Regions from separate parts of the Homo sapiens genome. Here region 1 is linked to region 2. The links are chromatin loops, found by intact Hi-C in ENCODE. Cell type or tissue: endothelial cell of umbilical vein. All regions are shown on one strand. Links, peaks and the distances in the headings refer to the core of each region. The heading gives the core; the rest is flanking DNA. Region 1 overlaps ABCD4 (ATP binding cassette subfamily D member 4). Region 2 overlaps LIN52 (lin-52 DREAM MuvB core complex component).

Evidence for each region. Peaks named below come from ENCODE experiments on the same cell type or tissue, not always from the same donor. Only the 100,000 strongest peaks of a DNase experiment are listed, where the experiment ranks them.
Region 1: it touches region 2 in a loop (15-fold over the local background); 4 of 110 quality-filtered maps call a loop at or near these places.

Annotation. Positions count from the first base shown.
Region 1 is chr14:74,288,963-74,299,335 of GRCh38, reverse strand. It overlaps ABCD4 (ATP binding cassette subfamily D member 4), which reads left to right. Exons shown (of 19, transcript NM_005050.4): 4 at 1,267-1,406; 5 at 2,887-3,003; 6 at 3,357-3,482; 7 at 4,138-4,188; 8 at 6,088-6,182; 9 at 6,467-6,588; 10 at 6,694-6,785; 11 at 6,960-7,049; 12 at 8,837-9,045; 13 at 9,218-9,309; 14 at 9,817-9,853. Among named protein-coding and RNA genes, the nearest start is that of ABCD4, 8.8 kb to the left of the region's middle. RefSeq lists an enhancer at 6,726-7,578. In endothelial cell of umbilical vein, for the core only: CTCF peaks have their summits at 4,861 (motif pointing right) and 8,701 (motif pointing right); no DNase peak of the experiment used is centred there.
Region 2 is chr14:74,107,064-74,117,436 of GRCh38, reverse strand. The region is part of intron 5 of LIN52 (lin-52 DREAM MuvB core complex component); the gene reads right to left. All of the region lies in intron 1 of LOC105370563 (a long non-coding RNA gene), which reads left to right. Among named protein-coding and RNA genes, the nearest start is that of LIN52, 27 kb to the right of the region's middle. In endothelial cell of umbilical vein, for the core only: a CTCF peak has its summit at 5,671 (motif pointing left); a DNase peak (open chromatin) is centred at 5,656.

The sequences.
Region 1 (10,373 bases), core at 710-8,709, 180 kb before region 2:
GGGCCCAGGCCACAGGTTCTGGTTTAATTCAGCATTTAGCAGAACTGATCATTGCCCCTTTCCTTCCTAGAACTCTTATTTCCGGCAGCTCATTAAAACGGCTCAGCAGCCAGAGCTGCTGCTCCTCCTCTGCGGGACCGAGGCTGTGACTCACCCTGGCACCATGTCACACCTCCCAGCCTTTGAACAGTGCTTTCTTGCAGAATGGCCTCCTCCCCTACCCCTCATTCAGTAGGGGGGCTACCACCTGCTCACTCTTCGTCATCCCTCCGTTGTCACCTCTTTCAAGTCTTTCTCAGCTTTCTCCTTTGTGTCTCCTCCACCAAACTCTGCCCTTTTTCTGTACTTAACGAATTCCTTGAGTTTACCTCGCTGTAACACTCCTCACACGCTTGTAATTGTTTTCTGGCTAAACTGTGAGCTCATAATGTCCCTAGTGCTTAGCACATAGGTGCCCTGGAAATGGTAAATGATGAGACTCAGGGCTGTACCAGAACTCAAGCCTAATGCTGTCTGCCAGGCTGTGCCACCTGTTTTCTTGGGGAAGCCACTGCTCATCGTACCATGGCCACTTTTGTTGGGTCTTCGGTCAGTAAGCACCTATGCATACAAATCTCTGTCCCAAGCTTGGGGGACAAAGGAGTAAGAACATAAATGGAATCGACAATATGGTCTCCAATCTTCAGAAGCTCATCTACTCTCAAAATAAGACAGTGTAGAAAGAGGGTCTTGCCTCTGGTAAGCCCTTTAATATTTGGTGAAGGAGGCTGGGTACAGTGGCTCACGCCTGTAATCCCAGCACTTTGAGAGGCCGAGGCGGGCGGATCACCTGAGGTCGGGAGTTCCAGACCAGCCTGACCAAGATGGAGAAACCCCGTCTCTACTAAAAATACAAAATTAGCTGGGCGTGGTGGTGCATGCCTGTAATCCCAGCTACTCGGGAGGCTGAGGCAGGAGAATCGCTTGAAACTGGGAGGCGGAGGTTGTGGTGAGCCAAGATCGCGCCATTGCACTCCAGCCTGGGCAACAAGAGTAAAACTCCATCTCAGAGAAAAAAAATTTGGTGAAGGAATGAACACGTGAGTGAGTGAGGAAGGGAAAGTCCCATGACTCGATGATTTAAAAAAGAAAAGTGCTGAGTGGACGGAGTAATCAGAGTCAGAGTGGGCTGGGATGGGTCAGCGGAGGCTCTTGCGAGCCTTGAGCTTTGAGCTGAGATTTTCAGGAAGCCATCTCTCCCTTCCCCTTGCTTCCCCCACTGCACAGCTGAAGAGCTTTGATCAGTTCACCTGCAACCTGCTGTATGTGAGCTGGAGGAAGGACCTCACTGAGCACCTTCACCGCCTCTACTTCCGGGGCCGTGCGTACTACACCCTCAACGTGCTGCGGGATGACATCGATAACCCGTAGGCGCCCCAACTCAGTCCTTTCTACACTCTGTGTGGTCCTTTCCTTCTGGCCTAGCCCTGGAGACTGCTGGTGGCAGACACCAAGGAGATCATCTGCAGTCGTTTTCAAATGCTGCTGCCCAGAGTCATGGGGGAGGGTGCCCTGCAGAGGACTCCTGGAGAAGCTGCAGGGCTGTGAATAGGCAGCTAAAAAGAAGAAGCCTGCCAGGTGCAGTGGCATGCACCTGTAGTCCCAACAACTCAGGAGGCTGAGGCAGGAGGATCACTTGAGCCCAGGAGTAGTGCACCGTGAGCACACTTGGGAATAGCCACTGTACTCTAGCCTGGGCAACATAGCAGAAACCCCCATCTCTTAAAAAAAAGAAAAATGTTAGGAGCAGCTTTCTTTTGTCCTTTTCATACTTTATATCTTAGTCTTCCAGTAAGAAGACTAAGGGGTTTCTTTAGAGGGTTCTAAAGAAAATGTCCTTGCTAGAAAAACCAGCTCTTAGATTTTCATCAGTAAAAAAAATTACCACTATCCAGGACTCAGTCTAGGATTCACATCTCCATTCTATCACCACTCAGGTTATAACTCTTAAAGTCACCAAGCCCCAGGTTCCCCTTCTGTAAAATGAGGACAATAATAGTTCCTATCTCAAAGGGTGTAGTGAGGATGAAATATCATTCATGTAATGCACATGTACAGTGCTTGACACATAGCAAGTGTTTCAGTGTAAGTTAGCTATTGTTATTTTACAGATGAGGAAGCTGAAGCCCAGAGATTGCAAGTGACTTGCCCAAGGTCACGTCACTCATTGGGAATAGGAATCAGTATGGCCCTAGTGGTGAGATGAGACATAGGGGGTCTCCTTCACACCCATCCCCTCACTCACCACCTTCCTAGCAAGCACTTTGTTGGTTGGGGTACCTCTCAGCTCAAGCTTAGCTTTGGTGCAAAGATGCGTGGGAGGCTGCTGCTGCTGCCTAACTTCTAGGCCTCTTTCTGATGGCTATGGCTTCCATCCTGCCTCTGCCCCCTGAGTAGCTGGGACTACAGGTGTGCCTCACAGCCTGGAGCTTTCACAGCCAGATAACTAAAGGGGCCAGGCTAGGGCTTATATAAGAGAAATTTGGGAGGATTGAGATAAAGGGGATAGTCTTCTTGATCATCCAAAACAGCTCATCTACCTTCAAGTTTTTCTTTGGCTCTGCTCAGAGCTGGCTCAGGCCCCTGGGTACTGGACCTTTCAGTTCCCACTTTTTCAGGGGATTAACTAAGGCACCGTAAGATGCAACTCTCTAGAACCCTGTTTAAAGGCCCTGGGATTTAGTTGCCCCTAGGAAACCAGCCTTGTCTGGTTCCCTCTTCCCATAGGGTCAGTGTTCACAGCACTGTGAGGCAAGGTCAAGAGCAGAGGTGATGTGAAAGTTTCTTGTTCTCTCTACCTTTGGGCCCATCTCCCTGGGTCCAGCTACTCTGTGTCATTGGCTCCAGGGACCAGCGCATCAGCCAGGACGTGGAGCGATTCTGCCGGCAGCTCAGCAGCATGGCCAGCAAGCTCATCATCTCCCCGTTCACCCTCGTCTACTACACTTACCAGTGCTTCCAAAGGTGAAGCCTCCCTCCTCCCCAGCCTGGTGTTTCCCCAGAGGGCCCTCAGTCAGCTCTCCCAGGTCAAGGTCCAAGAGAAGCTTATTTCCCCTCTCTCCCACCGTACCTTACCACGTGCTCACCCATCCCACGTGCTCAGGCCCCTGCCCTTCCTTTGGCCCTGTGTTGCAGTGTCACAGATATCCTGGCTCTGAGAGCTCATACCAGATGCCCCCACATAGGAGCAGAGGGCCCATTGGGCCACTCAGATTGGACAGGGGCTACCTGAGAGGGAACAGGAGTCAGGGCTGAGGCATGTGGGGATAGGTGGCACCCCACACCCTCTCCCTTCTCTCCCTCTCTCTCTATTTCAGCACAGGCTGGCTCGGGCCTGTGAGCATCTTCGGGTATTTCATCCTGGGGACCGTGGTGAACAAAACTTTGATGGGCCCCATTGTGATGAAGCTGGTGCATCAGGAGAAGCTGGAGGGAGATTTTAGGTGTGTCTCCCTCACTTGAGGTTTCTGGGCTGGGGCATAATAGTTAAGGAAGGGGATCTGGAGTAAAACTGCCTAAGTTCAAATCCTAGCTGTGCCAGTTACTAGCTGTGTGATCTTGGAGAGGTCTTTAACCTCTCCAAGCTTCAATGTTCTTGTCTCTAAAGTGGAAATGGTACCGTTGCCTACTGAGAGGATTAGGAGGATTAATGAAATCATACCTGAGAAGGTCTGAGAACCGTGTCTGCCTGGCCATCACCATCGTCATTGTCATCTCTTGGCCTTCTCACTGCCCTGGCATAACCGCCCTGTCTTGGATCAGTTGGGTGTGGCAGCCAATGGATCCAGTGCCTGCCCTGTGCTTCTTGTCCCCCTCCTTTGGGCCAGGCCCTGGGAGGAGGAGATGCTGTGAGCAGGAATACCCCTGTCCTCTCTGCAGAAAGCTGAGGGGCAGCCCTGTCTCTGCAGAGCTCCTGCCACACCACCTAGCCCTGGGGTTTTCTACCCCATAACAGTCCAGGAAAGGGTCAGACTGAGGCAGCCACGGTTTTGAGGCAGAGCCGGGCTCCGCTTGGGCGGTCTTTGTGATCCAGGACTCCAACAAGAGTGAGGCCAGTACTCCCTGTTGTCAGCACACATTTCCCTTTGGTCCGCCCAGGTTCAAGCACATGCAGATTCGGGTGAATGCGGAGCCTGCTGCTTTCTACAGGTGAGTCTGGAGAGATGGTTCCCCTTCTGCCTTGCCAGAGCTGAGAGTGGAGAAGGAAAGATGAATCCTCAACCCTCCCACCACCACCGAGCTCAGGGGCTGAGTGTTGTCACACTTGGCTGTGACCCTCTCCCTCTACCTCCCCCTGCCCTTGCCTGCCTCATCCTTAGGTCCAGGGGTTTGCTTCTGAAGCTGGTGGTTCCTTACTGTGGCCAGCTTTAGTCTTAGTGGCCTAGCGTGGGGCCTGAAATTGTCAAATGAATGAATGCCTCATCCTCTTGCTGGTGACTGTAAGACATCCGTCTGCCTCTGCTCTTCTGTCTGTTAAGAAGCTTTCTTGCCAGTGCCTGAGGTTCAAGCCTGATCCTTTGTCTCCGTAGCGTGGGATGGAATGGGAGCTTCTCAGAAAACCAGGAGACCTGCTCCCCACAATGCTGTCTAATGGAGCCAAGCGTCTGGTCTCCTGACGGCAGCAGCAGGAGCAGCAGCAGCGGCATGAAATCCCATCCCTTCCCTCCAGGGCCAGAACCGGTCCCTGTGCTCTGCCTTATGTGAGGCCTCTGAAATCAGCGTTAGGATTGATAGTGCAGGCAGAGGTTTGCGTTTAAGAAGTGGAAGCTACTCCTTGGCTCTGTACTTGGGGTGGATGTGATAGCCCTGGGACCTTTGCTCCTCAGTCTCTGCTGCAGTTTGCAACCTCCACCACTTGAGGGCACCAAGAATACTGGGAATCTGCGCTGGGGTGGGGTTGTGAGGTGGGCAGGGCTGGGTGTGTAAAAAAGTTGCTTTTGGAGGCCGGGCATGGTGGCTCATGCCTGTAATCCCAGCACTTTGGGAGGCCGAGGCGGGTGGATTGCCTGAGGTCAAGAGTTCGAGACCAGCCATGGCCAACATGGTGAAACCCTGTCTCTACTAAAAATACAAAAAATTAGCTGAGCATGGTGGCGGGCACCTGTAATCCCAGCTACTGGGGAGGCTGAGGCAGGAGAATCACTTGAATCCGGGAGGCAGAGGTTGCAGTAAGGCAAGATCCTGCCATTGCACTCCAGCCTGGGTGACAGAGCAAGACTCCGTCTCAAAAAAAAAAAAAGAAAAAAGTTGCTTTTGGATTCTGCAGCCTCTGCTCATGAAGCTCTGGGGAAGGCAGGTTAGTTTGTAGAGTTTCAGATGAGTTCTTCTGTGGCCTCTGTGCAAAATCTGAAATCTCCCTCCACCTTTTCTGCCTAGCGAATTTCTTCCCATCCTTGAAACCCCAGATCACCTCCTCTGGAGAGCCTTCCCAGACTCCCTTAATGGCTAAGCCTATCTGCTGCCATGGCCCTGAGGGCACACTTAGTACTCCTGATTCCAAGTGAAGAATGCAGTGTGCCTGCCTGCCCTCTGGACTGAGAGCTCCTCAAAGACAGAGATAATTTTCTCATTTCTTTATTGCACTAGCTAACTAGTGCAATGCCTGGTACACCTAGTGACCGCTCTGTGTATGTTTATTTAACAATAGTTTTTATTTATTGAGGGCTCCTTATGTGCTTGGCACTTTATATTTAGAAACTTTTAATTCTAACTCTAACCTATTACATAGGTATTATTGGCTCCATTTTATAGATTAAAAAAACTGAGGCTTGGAGGCTTAAGTAGCCTGCCTGTGTCACGCAGCTAGTAACTGGCCAGAGCCAGGATTTGAACTAGGTCTGCCCAACTCTAGAGTTTATGTTCTTCACACAGACAATACCATTAAGGCATGACTGAAGCCGTGAATGGGCGCTACCAGTAGACAGATCCTGAGACCAAGATCATTTGAATGGCCTTGGTTTCTAAAGGAGGGTGTGATATGGGACAGGCGGCCCCCCAACCTGGCTGAACCTCTCCAGCCCTGTGGACATCCCAGCCTTTCCTTGTCAGAGCTGGGCATGTGGAGCACATGAGGACAGACCGCAGGCTGCAGAGACTCCTTCAGACCCAGAGGGAGCTGATGTCCAAGGAGCTCTGGCTGTACAGTAGGCGAGGGGGCCCAGGGAAGTGGGAACCATGGGGTTGGACTGGTCTGCTTCCCTTCCCACACCTCTCTACCTCCTGTCTGCAAGGATAAATGTGCCATGATGAAGGAATTAACCGGGGATGAGGAGGGGGGGCTGTTGCCTTTCTGTGAGTATCCTCAGGAGAATGAGGATCCAGAGAGTCCACGTGGCCCTACTTGGCGTCCTGCTCCCTGTCTTAGGGTTGTGTCCGCTGTAGGGCATGTGGATGGTTCCTGGGTGTCTCACAGATGTGTTTTCTACAGTCGGCATCAACACCTTTGACTATCTGGGCAGCATCCTGAGTTACGTTGTCATCGCAATCCCCATTTTCAGCGGGGTCTATGGAGACCTGAGTCCCGCAGAGCTTAGCACCCTGGTCAGCAAGGTGAGACTCCCTCTTGGTCACCCCACATGCTGTCCCTCTCTGTCCTTGGCCCAGTGTCTGTGGGCTCGAGTCGAGACCTGCTTGACCTCTTCCCATCCTGTCCAGAATGCCTTTGTGTGCATCTACCTCATCAGCTGCTTCACCCAGCTCATCGACCTGTCCACGACGCTCTCAGATGTGGCTGGCTACACGCACAGGTGAGGCCGTGTCCCACCCCTCTGGCTCCTGAGCAAAGTGTGTGCTGCTGGCAGAAGTGGCTGAGTGAAAAAAGGAACAGAGACATACCATGTACTCGTGGGTGTGAGATAGGAAAAGGAGTTCACCTTCACCTGGCTCCCAGACCCTGCCTCAGATTTTCTTTTCTTGTTCAGAATTGGGCAGCTTCGGGAGACGCTTCTGGACATGTCCCTGAAGTCACAGGACTGCGAGATCCTGGGCGAGAGCGAGTGGGGCTTGGACACGTGAGTAGCGGGCTGGCAGAGCAGTAGTTGAGGCTGCAGGCTGTGGCATCACCTGGCTTGGGTTACCCTGGAGTCCTGCCCTTTCCCAGCTGGGCAGCAGAGTTGTAAGGAGTAAATGGAAATGGAATGCCAGGCACATGTAAGTTCACAGTCGATGTTGCTGTTCCGGCATCTGTTGTGTTAATTTACACCATTCCCCGGCCAGTGGAAGCAAAGTACACACACCTTCTGCCTGAGATAACAGGAATCTGCAGTGTCCTCCCCTTCCTGTGCTTCCTCCTCCCGCTGATTCCTCTCCCTGCCCCTTTCCTTGGGGCATGTCTGTCTTTGTTCCCCCACCTCACTCAGCCCCAGAGATGTCTGTATCCGTGTGTCTGCGTGGATCTGTAATATTTCTGTGCATTCAGGATTTGCTTGATCTCCACACTTTCCTTGGGCAGATTACCTAACTGTTCTGTTTCTTCATGTCTGAAAAGGAGGTCATAATGAACTTCCTTCACTTGTTGTAGGGATTAGATATCATCATCCATGGAAAGTGCTTGGACAGTGGCCACATCATAAGCTTTCAAAAATCAGTCTGAATTCCAGGGCCTACACTCAACTTGCTTTTCTTAGGAGCTAATACCTTAACTGTTGCTTCTGTTCCAAATGAAAGCTTCATGCAACCATGAGTGCAGAGGCTGGGCATGAAGGAGGGTCTGTAGGAAACTGGAATTGCTGTTCTGTGGGGAGCCAGGCATCCATGCAGAGGCAGAAACTCCAGAACCATTTAGCTTTAACCACTCCCATTCTTGTTATTAGTACTCTGGTCACACTGTGATGCCATGAAGACCCACCAGCATTAGAATTTGTTGAATACCGCTCTGCAACCTGGGCAGTTACTTAGCCACCTGATTCTTAGTGTCCTCATCTGTGATGATATTTGAGACTCATGGGCATTAGACTGAGTAAGATCAGTCCCATAAGGGGCTTTGTCCAGCCAGGCAGAGAGTAGAAGTTCCACCCCTACCCCTGTATTAATGTGCTCAGGCTGCCATGACAGAAAACCACAAACCGGCTGGCTTAAACAATAGAAATTAATTTCCTCACAATTCTGGATGCTTATGGTCCACGATCAAGTTGTCAGCAGGGTTGGTTTCTTAGGCCACTCCTTGGCTTGTAGATGGCCACCTTGTTGCTGTGTCCTCACGTGGCCTTTCCTTTATATGTGCGTGCCCCTGCCACCTCTATCTTAAGAGGACACCAGTCATATTGGATTAGGGTCCCACCCCAACAACTTCATGTTAACATCATCTCTTTAAAGACCCTGCCTCCAGCTGGGCACGGAAGCTCACGTCTATAATCCCACCACTTTGGGAGGCTGAGGTGGGCAGATCACCTGAGGTCACAAGTTCGAGACCAGACTGGCCAACATAGTGAAACCCTGTCTCTACTAAAAATATGGGCACGGTGGTGGGCACCTGTAATCCAGCTACTCAGGAGGCTGGGACAGGAAAATCGCTTGAACCCAGGAGGCGGAGGTTGCAGTGAGCTGAGATAGCTCCACTGCACTCAAGCCTGGGTGACAGCAAGACTTTCTCTCAAAAAAAAAAAAAAAAAAAAAGACCCTGCCTCCGAATGCAGTTACATTCTGAGTCACTAGGGGGCTGGACTTCAGCATGTGATTTTGGGAGGATGCAAGTCAGCCCATAATAATCCACAGGTGGTGGCTCCCGGGAGCAGTGCCTCCCCCACAGCAATACTGACCCTGCCCATCTTCCTCACGCCCCCTCTCTTCTCTGACACAGACCCCCAGGGTGGCCAGCGGCAGAGCCAGCAGACACAGCATTTCTCCTTGAGCGGGTCTCCATCTCTGCCCCCTCCTCTGACAAACCCCTAATCAAGGATCTGAGCCTAAAGATCTCCGAGGGACAGAGCCTGCTCATCACAGGCAACACGGGCACTGGCAAGACCTCCTTGCTCCGGGTTCTGGGTGGCCTCTGGACGAGTACACGGGGTGAGAGCCAGGCCCTCCCTGCCTCTGACCCAGCCTGGGCCCTAGGGGTGGGGTGAAGGCGGGGACGGTGTGGTAGAATCCATTCTTTTCTGTTGGGGAACAAGGAAGAGAGGAGACAGGCAGTTGCCTCTTCTGGGAGATCTCACAATGGAGGTTTCTGTGGGCTCTGCAGGCTCAGTGCAGATGCTGACGGACTTTGGGCCCCATGGGGTGCTATTCCTGCCACAAAAGCCATTCTTCACTGACGGGACCCTTCGGGAGCAGGTCAGTCTAGTTCAGGGGGCTCACTCCTCCCTCCTCAACCCCGCCCACCCACAGCTGGGACCTCTGGCACTGTGACAAGTCTCAGGTCCTAGAGTCAGGGCAAAAGGTGAGGTGGTGAAGTGGCCCGGGCCTGGGAACTGCTGGCTCTAAGAACCTTCTATTCACATCCATGGATTGGGCCCACTACTCATAGCAGCTCCTGAGGCAGGTAAATGGGGCAAGGACTCACGCCAAATACCACACGCGTATGTCAAACACCCAAGGTCGGATTCTGGGGCCCCTGCCCTCAGGAGGCTGTCAGACTGTTCCCCCTAAACACACTTCTGAAGGTTGTAGGGACCTTGCCCTGCTGTCTGCCGGCCAGAGCCTCTCCCATCTGACCCAGGCCAGGCGTTCCCACCTCTCCTCCTTGGGAGGTTCCAGTGGGTTCTGGAGGGAGGGTGGGCTGTGTGCAGCTCCGTCTTTTGCTCGCCCTCCTAGGTTGGTGTGGTTTTTTTCTTTTCTCAGGTGATATATCCCCTGAAGGAGGTCTACCCCGACTCAGGTGAGCTGGTCCTCCTTAGGTCATGTCCTCTCCTTCTGTCATGGTTGTCCCTGCTCTACCTGACTGTGGCCTCATCTGTGCCCTTGGGGAGAGGCTCCAGCCAGGCCGCTGATTCAAGGAAGAGGGGCTCCTCTCCTCTTCCTTTGACTGTTTTGGGGTCTGTACCCAGATCTCACCTCATTCTTTCTGTCCTTAAGGAGAGATGCCCACTGGGACAAGGAAAGTGATGCCTTCCTTCACCCACCCCTTCCCTTATGAAGATCTGCAACCTGTGGTTTCAAAGCCTTCGCCCAGCATTCTGAGGCCCCCACCCCTGCATCATCCATGATGTGCCCTGTCTATTCTTTTTTTTTTTTTTTTTTTTTTTTTTTGAGATGGAGTTTCACTCTGTCACCCAGACTGGAGTGCAGTGGTGTGATCTCGGCTCACTGCAACCTCCACCTCCCGGGTTCAAGCAATTCCCCTGCCTCAGCCTCTTCCGTAGCTGGGGCTACAGGTGCACGCCACCTTGCCTGCCTAA
Region 2 (10,373 bases), core at 1,577-9,576:
GCAGTTCTATTTAAGATTGACAGACATTCCAAATGGTTCTTTGCTCCTACTGAGTACTTAATACCAAGAGTTCACAGTTCTCCAACTACAGTGAAGACAGCCCGAAAACATAAAGTAACATCTTGGCCAACATTTGCTTAAGAAAATATGCTTCTTTGGCCAACTAAATCGTCTCTTGCCCATGACCCAACAGCCTACCATTTCTTTTGCTCTCAATTCCTACTTATGCAAGCACATCCTGAGTATGGGAAATGAGATATGTATGGGAAACATTCACCTTGCTATTTATCACTTGTATAAACTGATCAATTGTTAATGGATCTACTCATTTTTATTTAGAAACAGTCCACAGAAGAGCTCAAAAATTTAACTGCCTAGAAAATTCAGAGATTTAAGTACAATTTTGTTTCTAAAATGGCATACAACTTTTCCTTATTTTTTTAAGTAGTATTTTTTTCCTATTCAACAGACTAGAATGTGTTTTTGTTAATTTGGAAAATTCAGAAAATTTTAAAAACCACTCAAGATAGTCATTAAAACATACTGGTGTATTTCCTTCCAGCCATTTGTCTATGTCCATGCTCTCAAAAGAAAAAAAAAAAAAAACACCTGCTGTAAAATTGTATGTTCTGCATTTTGTCACTTGCTATTATCCTTATATATAATGAATACCTTTCTGTCATGAAATGCCCTTTAGTGCTTTTTTTCTTTTCTTTTTTTTTTTTTTAGAGACATAGTCTTACTCTGTCACCCAGGCTGGAGTGCAGTGGCACAATCTTGGCAGCTCACTGCAAGCTCCACCTCCCAGGTTCAAGTGATTCTCCTGCTTCAGCCTCCAGAGTAGCTGGGATTACAGGTGTCCACCACTACGAGTGACTAATTTTTGTATTTTTAGTAGAGACGGGGTTTCACCAGCTTGGCCAGGCTGGTCTCGAACTCCTGATCTCAAATGATCCGCCTACCTCAGCCTCTCAAAGTGCTGGGATTACAGGCGTAAGCCACAGTGGCCAGCCCCTTTAATGTTTTTTAATGACCACATTGTATTCTACTGTATGGGTAACACTATAATTCACCTGGTATTTCCCAAATGTTGAACTTTGTTTTATTATGTATTTTTTTTATTTTTTATTTTTTGAGACAGAGTCTCACTCTGTTGCCCAGGCTGGAGTGCAGTGGCTTAATCTTGGCCCACTACAACCTCCACCTCCTGTGTTCAAGCGATTCTCATGCCTCAGTCTCCCCAGTAGCTGAGACCACAGGCATGTGCCACCACACCCGGTTAATTTTTGTATTTTTAGTAGAGACAGGGTTTCACCATGTTGGCCAGGGTGGTCTCAAACTCCCAATCTCAGGTGATCTGCCCACCTTGGCCTCCCAAAGTGCTGGGATTATGGCATGAGCCACCATGCCTGGCCCATTTTCTTATTTATCACACTTTCTGCAGAATTACATGGAATGCTACTTTGAAACCAACACCATCCAAATTAATTTATACTCTGCCTACTCTCCAACCCCCTTCCCCTACAAAAAATCAGAAGAGAATGAAACACCACAAGCATTTTATGGTAAAATCCTCTTTGTGTGTAAAGCCATTTCAGAGGCAATGTTGGGTTTATGAAATAACTTGACTAACGGATAAAAGATTTGAATGTTTACAAGCCTTAAAGGTAATTTGAAGATTTGTATATCCTAATTTGTTAACCAAGGGAAAAATGAGAAATAATGGCATGGTTTACTTCACATTATCATAAAACATTTCAAAAAATAAAATACTTAAGGCTAAATTGACAATTTCTAATTAAGAATAACCATGATCCCTTCAAAGTGGAGTTCCTAGATTTTATGCTGTAACCTAAATAGGTGCAAAGCTAATGACTATGGCAAGATGGTAAAGTAATGCATAAAACAAAGAAAACAAGGATAAGTTTCCATCAGTATTTGCAATGCAGATTTCAACACAGTCTTTGGGGTGCTTTTCAATCAAGTTCTCTGGCTTTATTTTTCAGGTTAAAATAATTTAAATTTATACTTTCTTGAACTTCCAGCCCTCATCAACAGATAGGATCAAGAAACATGGAAAAAAAAAGTTCGCCTTCACAATAGAAGAAATGAACATTAGAACAAGACAATATTTTGCCTATCAAGTTGGCAATGACTTTAAATAATTATAATACTTGTTATTAGCAAGGATATGGAGTGGGGAGTACCTTTTTGGAAGATAATTTGGCAATCTGTTTCCCTCTCAATCACTAATTTCCAATTGCATGTAAATTGCAGTCATAATACCTAATGGGAATTATCCCAGTGCTGATATAATCCAATGTCGCTTATTTAAAACATGAGCAACAACAAATATTTTGGACCAATTCCTGTTACTTCAAATTTAAACTTCTGAAACTTTTTTCCAGTTAACAAAGAATTGGATGTCTACTGTATAGAGAGGCCATAACAACTTTTTAAACTTGTAGGAAAGTTCAGGAAAAGTTCATAGGTAGGGAACCGAAAGAAAAAGCACTATTGTGGAAGAAAACCATACAAAAGTCAGTCATTCTACTTAGCAGCCTAATGACCAGCCAAAGAAAATAGGGACTTCACAAGTCAACTTCTGAAGTTATGTACATCCTATTTCACATATTGATTTCTTTGAGATCAAATAACTCACCATTCACTATCTAAAACATTACCTGTTGCCTAGGTAATATGACTGAACTAGATATCTTATTAATAACACTAACCTCTAGCCTCTACAAATGACATTTACTTATTTCTAAGAAAATAAAGATGCCTGCCTACAAAGGAGCAAGTAAAAGAATTATGTGATTTTTGTTGTTGTTGTTGTTGTTAAGCAGGCATCTAGCCTCCTTCTGACTTCCCTGTCATTAATTAGGCTAAAACATCATGGTAAGCTCTAATTTCAGCTTATCCCGTAACATCCCCATCCAGACATTTACCTACTCCTAAAAATTCCAAATCTGAAAAATCTATTGTCAGTGCACTTCTTCCCATTCTCACTGCCATCATCCATTCAAGCTCTCAATCCTTCACCCTGGATTCCCACTGTAACTTCCTGCCTCCTCTCTCTACCATCCTACTCTATCCTGTGCACCAATGCCTCCTAAAGGTGTGTATCTTTCCTATTCAAAAATCTTCAGTGGTAGAACTTTTAATGACACAGGAAAATGCTTAAGATAGAATAAAATTTTTTAAAGCACAAGTTAAAACTACACACACACACACACACACACACACACACACACACACTAATCTCAGTTATATTAAAAAAGCATTTCTGGCCGGGCGCTGTGGCTCACACCTGTAGTCCCAGCTACTTGGGAAGCTGAGGTGGGGGACTTGCTTGAGCCCGGGAGGTAGGGGTTGCAGTGAGCCAAGATCACACCATTGCACTCCAGCCTGGGTGACAGAGGGAGACCCTGTCTCAAAAAAAGAAAAGAAAAGAAAAAAAAAAGAAAAGAAAGAAAAATAGCATTATCTGTGTACATGGTACATGAATGGATGCAAGTATACATATAAACACACACATAGACACATAAAGGGACTAAAAGTGGGGCCAGGAAACACATGAAATGTTAATAGTGGTTATCTCTCAGTGGTAAGGCTATGGTTTGTTGGTGGTTTTCTTTTTTTTACTTTCTTCTTTATTTTTACAATAAAAAAAATTGTAGTAAAATCTCTTTTAGTAAAGGGTCTCCCCAAACCATCTACAACACACACAGTTAATTTGACAGCATTAAGATACTTTTTAAAGAACATTTCACATGCTCCCTACTACCACTGAGAATAACTCCTTGACCCCTGGAGTTCAAGGCCCTCCTCAGTCTGGCCCCTCTATCTCCTTCCTAGTCTTAGTCATTATGAGACCTAACATAACCTGGGGTCTAGATTCAACCACTCGCACCGTTCCTTGAGCAGAGCTGTTGCTTTCAAACTCTTTAACATTCACTCTACCTAGAATATGCTCCCTTTCCATTTCTACCCATCTTTGTGTTCTTTAAGGTTTTCTTTCTTTCCTTCCTTCCTTTTTTTTGAGACAGAGTCTTGCTCTGTTGCCCAGGCTGGAATGCAGTGGCATCATCTCAGTTCACCGCAACCTCTGCCTCCCAGATTCAAGTCATTCTCCTGCCTCAGCATCCCGGGTAGCTGAGATTACAGGCGCCCGCCACCACGCCTGGCTAATTTGTGTATTTTTAGTAGAGGCGGGGTTTCACCATGTTGGCCAGGCTGGTCTCAAACTCCTGGCCTCAGGTGATCACCCAACTCAGCCTTCCAAAGTGCTGGGATTACAGGCGTGAGCCACCGCACCTGGCCAGGTTTATTTCCAATGTTCCAGAAATTGCAAATATTACCATACTCATTTCCCTTGTCTATAACAGACATCACTAATTGCCTTCTCTGAATCTAGGCTCCCTCTCAAAATCTTTCTCAATTCAATGGTCCTAGGCAGGTCTTAACTAAATAAAATGAAGTTTATCTGCCACTCCTGTAGCAATCTAATGCAATTGCCTCTTCTCCCCCATCCATATAGTTCTTTGTACTCTCATAGAGCTTTTCTCCTCTATATTTTTTTAAGAATCATTTACCTTAGTTGTCTTATCTTCCTTTCCTACTAGATTTTAATCTACAAGAGGGCAGTAATTATCTTCCTATCCCCTACATAGCCTTGTATGAAGTAGTCACCCAAACAGTTGCTGAACAGGACACTTCATTCTTTTGTTATTCAAAATGGCTAAATATTTGAAAGCTTTATTTTAAAACAATTAAATTTTTCTTGAAGGACTAATTAGTCCAATGTAGTTTCATCAACTTTAGCTAACATTCCTGTTTAATGTAATAGAGCATTGCCTGATACCACATGAAAACCAACAGAGTCCAAGGATACAAGATAAGTCACTGGTAGGGGAAAGTATTGAGACAAGAGAACTTAACCCATTTTTAGGGTCTTATATGCAGATATAAAAACTATTGAATTAACCACATTTTTAGAATTTTTTTCTACTAAGTGGGAGAATCGCTTGAACCGGAGGCAGAGGTTGCAGTGAGCCGAGATTGTGCTGCTACACTCCAGCCTGGGCAACAGAGGGAAACCCTGTCTCAAAAAAAAATTTAAAAAAAAACAAACAAACAAGGAAATATGTAAAAAAAGATGAAGAGATAAAAAAGAAAAACAAAAAGCTAAAAATAAAAATCAACAAGGTATCAACAAAGCTAGGCAAGTAGTCTGGTAAAAATCACAAGAAGGGGCCAGGTGCTGTGGCTCATGCCTGTAATCCCAGAACTTTGGGAGGCCGAGGTGGGCGGATCACCTGAGTTCAGGAGTTCAAGACCAGCCTGACCAACATGGAGAAACCCCATCTCTACTAAAAATACAAAATTAGCCTGGCGTGGTGGCGTATGCCTGTAATCCCAGTTACTCGGGAGGCTGAGGCAGGAGAATAGCTTGAACCACGGAGGCGGAGGTTGCGGTGAGCTGAGATCACGCCATTGCACTCCAGCCTGGGCGACAAGAGCGAAACTCCATCTCAAAACAAAAAAAAAGAAAAAAAGAAAAAAAATCACAACAAGTTTTTACATAGATCAAAAATCCAGTTCAAGAGATGTGGGTAGTCTTTCTGTTAGTGGTACAGAAAGACTCATGCTGCCATCTAGAGGTTAAAGGCTAGATGATTTTTCTCCTCAGTCAAGGACTATTAATTTAGTTCTATGAGAGGTAGGACTTAATTGGCCTAATAAGGGAAGCCAGACAAATAATTCTGATGTCAGCCCACAAAAATAAATAAATAAATAAATAAATAAATAAATAAATAAATAAATACCAGGGGCAGGGCATGGTGGCTCACACCTATAATCCCAGTGCTTTGGGAGGCTGAGGCGGGAGGATTGCTTGAGCCTAGGAGGATGTGGCCAGCCTGGGCAACACAGGGAGACCCCATCTCTACAAAATAAAAATTAAAAAAAAAAAAAAATCAGTCAGGCATGGTGGCACTGTCCTGTGGTTCCAGCTACTCGAGAGGCTGGGCTGGGAGGATTGCTTGAACCTGGGAGGTCAAGGCTGCAGTGAGCTATGACTGCACCACCGCACTCTAGCCTGGGCAACAGAGACCCTGTCTCCAAAAAAACAAAAAGGTGTAAGAATCACAGTTATACTCTCCCTTCCCTCCTTTATATATTAAAATTACAAATCAAAAGAACTGTTTAGAATTTTATCTAGATGGGAAACAACTTCTAAATGTAAATGATCACTTTTTTGCAAATCACATGCCCAGAGGGTGGAGAAGTCTAGTACCACAGGCTAGTGCTGTGGAAACTTCTGCTTCTTGAAAGCAGTTTTTCTTAGTTACTACCATCAAATAAAGTACCAAATAGTAAAGTTGTATAGATAACTTCATCAATGTAGATTAATGGGATAAAGTATTAAGTTTTGAATGGAGACATCTTAATCTTTTTTTTTTTTTTGAGACGGAGTCTCGCTCTGTCACCCAGGCTGGAGTGCAGTGGCGCGATCTCGGCTCACTGCAAGCTCCACCTCCCAGGTTCATGCCATTCTCCTGCCTCAGCCTCCCAAGTTGCTGGGACTACAGGTGCCCACCACCACGCCCGGCTAACTTTTTTTGTATTTTTAGTAGAGACGGGGTTTCACTGTGTTAGCCAGGATGGTCTCGATCTCCTGACCTCGTGATCTGCCTGCCTTGGCATCCCAAAGTGCTGGGATTGCAGGCGTGAGGCACCATGCCTGGCCTCCTTTTTTTTTTGAGATGGAGTCTCGCTCTGTCACCCAGGCTGGAGTGCAGTGGCATAATCTCGGCTCACTGCAACCTCTGCCTCCCAGGTTCAAGCGATTCTCCTGCCTCAGCCTCCTGAGTACCTGGGACTATGGGCGTGCGCCACCATGCCCAGCTAATTTTTGTAGAGACAAGGTTTTACCATGTTGGCCAGGCTGGTCTCAAACTCCTGACCTCAGGTTATCTGCCCACCTCAGCCTCCCAAAGTGCTAGGATTACAAGCGTGAGCCACCACACTGGCCTTAATCTTTTTCTTTTAGAGATGGGGTCTTTCTTTTAGAGAATGGAGTCTTCGTTTTGTTGCCCAGGCTGGTTACAAACACTTGGCTTCAAGCAATCATCCCCGCTTGGCATCCCTCTCAATCTTTTTACAGTGAAATGTTGCTTTTAAAAAACAACAGTGATAAAATTTAGCCAAATAACAGTCCCATTAAACTGCTACATGAACGTACAGAATTATATGATTAATCAGCAGAAGCAACTACTTATATCAAAGTAAGCTAAATTCCTCAAAGCTTTTTTAGAAGGTAATATATTCAGTGTTACCTTATTTACATTAAAGCACATCTACAAAAAGCCCACAGCTAACACTGTGGGTTTCTCCCAAAGATCAGGAAAAGTCAAGGATGTCCACTCCTGCCACGTCTATTCAACACTGTACTGGGATTTCTAGCCAGGACAATTAGGAAAAAGAATTAATTTAAAGGCAGTCAGAATGGAAATGAAGAAGTAAAACTGTCTCTCTTTGCAAATGACAATTCTGTATATGGAAAATTATAAATAATCTACTAAAACATTATTAGAACTAAAGAAATAAGTTCAACGAAGTTGCAGAATACAGGATCAATATACAAAAATTAATTCTATTTCTCAGTAGTAGCAATGAGCAAACTGAAAATGAAATTAAGACAACAATTCCATTTATAATAGCATCAAAAAGAATAAAGTACTTAGGAAAAAATTTAACAAATGAAGTATAATATTTGTGCTTTGAAAATTGCAAAACATTGTTGATGTTGGAAAGCTCACACATCCCAATTTCAAAATTTACTACAAAGCTACAGTAAGCAAGAAAGTGAATTACTGGCATAAGGATAGAGATTACATCAATGGAATAGAATGAGAGTCTAGAAATAAACCTTCACATTTACGGCCAACCAATTTTTTTTGTTTTGAGGCAGGGTCTCTCTCTATAGCCCAGGCTGGAGTGCAGAGGTGTGATCATGGTTCACTGAAGCCTCAACCTCCCAGGCTCAGCCTCCTGAGTAGGTGAGACTATGGGTGCACATCACCATGTATGGCTAATTTTTAATCTTTTTGTAGAGATGGAGTCTCACTTTGTTGCCCAGGCTTGTCTCAAACTCCTGGGCTCAAGCAATTCTCCCACCTTGGCCTCCCAAAGTGCTGGGATTACAGGTGTGAGCCACCATGCCTGGCTGCCAACTGATTTTTTACAAGGATGTCAAGACAATTCAATAGAAAAAGGATAGTCTTTTCAACAAACGATGCTAAGAAAACTGGATATCCACATGCGAAAGAATTAATTTAGATCCCTATCTCACACCAAATATAAAAATTAACTTAAAATGAATCAAAGACCTAAATCTAAAATTATAAAACTCTTAAAAGAAAACACAGGCATAAGTTTTTGAGAACCTGGATTAGGCAATGGTTTATCAGGTAGGACACTAAAACACAAGCAACAACAAAATAGATAAATTGGATTTCATCAAAATTTAAAGCTTTGTGATTCAAAGGACACCATTAAGAAAGTAAAAAGACAACCCATAGAATGAGAGAAAACTTTTGCAAGTCATATATCTGATAATGTCATATATGTGATAATAACATATATATGTTTCTAGAATATATAATGAAGTCTTACAATTCAATAATAAAAACACAAACAATACAATTTACAAATAAGCAAAGGATCTGAATTGATAGTTCTCCAAAGAAGATATATAATAAGCACATGAAAACATGCTAAACACCATTATTACTAGACAAATGCAAATCCAAACCACAATGAGACACTACTTCATACCCTCTATGATGGACATGATAATAATTAAAAAAACAAAAAATACAAATAACAAGTATTGGCAAGGGTGTGAGAAAACTGGAACCCTTATACACTGCTTGTGGGAATGCAAAATGGTTCAGCTAGTTTGGAAAACAGTCTGACAGTTCCTCAATAGATCAGATATAGAGTTACCACATGACCCAGGAATTCCACCTCTAGCTATAAACCTAAGAAAATGAAAACATGTTTACCCAAAAAGTTGTGTGTTTTGGTTGAACCTGAATGTTCACAGCAGCATTATTTGAAGTAGCCAAGTAGTGAAAACAACTCAAACGCCCATCACCAGGTAGATAAATACAATGTGGCGTATCTATACAATGGAATATTATTCAGCCATAAAAAGAAAGAAAGCACTGATACATGCTATAGCATAATTGAACACTGAAAACATTATCTTAACAGAAAGAATCCAGTCACAAGAAACCACATATTATATGATTTCATTTACAAGCAATGTCCAGACGAGGCAAATCCATAGAGACATGAAGCCAGTAAGTAACAGCCTAGGTCTGGGGAGTTTGGGAAGTAATGGGGAGTGACTGCTAATGGGTGCAAGGTTTTTCAGGTGATGAAAATGTTGTAAAATTGGTTGTGGTGGTGACTGCAAAATTCTGAATATACAAAAATCACTGAATTGCACACTATAAATGGGGAATTATAGACTATGTGAATTACATCTCAATAAAGCTGTTACCCAAAAAAAAGAGAAAAAAACCAAATGTATCAGGGTCCCAAGGTTTAGCCGTAGTTTCAAATGATACAATCCTCTGCTTTCCCAGTTTTCACATTTTATTTAAAAATATTTCAAAGATAGCTAGTAAGTAGGTCATTTGCATGACTACTAACTGGTCTGTGGTCTTCAGAGATGGGGAAAAAAATCTATGGGCTATGGGCTGAAAAAGTAAAAATATGATTCTTATCTTAAAAAGTTACAATCAGTCCAAGGACTGAGACATGTACCAAAAATCTCCAAGAAGAATGGTAAAAGCACCTTACAAATCAAACAAACAAACTGCTCTAGGGGCAATTTGAGAGGCCAGAGAGAGCACTCACTTTCTAAATCAAGGATGAAAAGGGAAAGCTGATAGAAGGACAGCTTACCGAGAAAAAGGAATAGCATGAGTAGAACTAAGAAGATGGGGAAGTATTCCAGAAAGAGAGGGTAAAAACTGCTGAGAACTAGTATTCAATAGGATTCATGATAATGAACCTTAGGAATAAAGGAAGCAATGTAGTATTGAAACTTACAGGTCTAAATCAGGATCATAAGCATGTAATAATAGTGATGGAGTAGGGTTCAAGTAGAAGATAAACCAAGCGATCATCAACAAGTTTCACACTGTATTTATTCTGTGCTGTTGACCATCCACTGTCATAAGAGAAGACATTCCAGAAATAAGACCTTCAAATATTACGTCTCATCACTAAAACACCAACTACCCAGAAAAAGAACAATTTCCCGAAGCTTCAGACAGAGACAGTGCATGTGT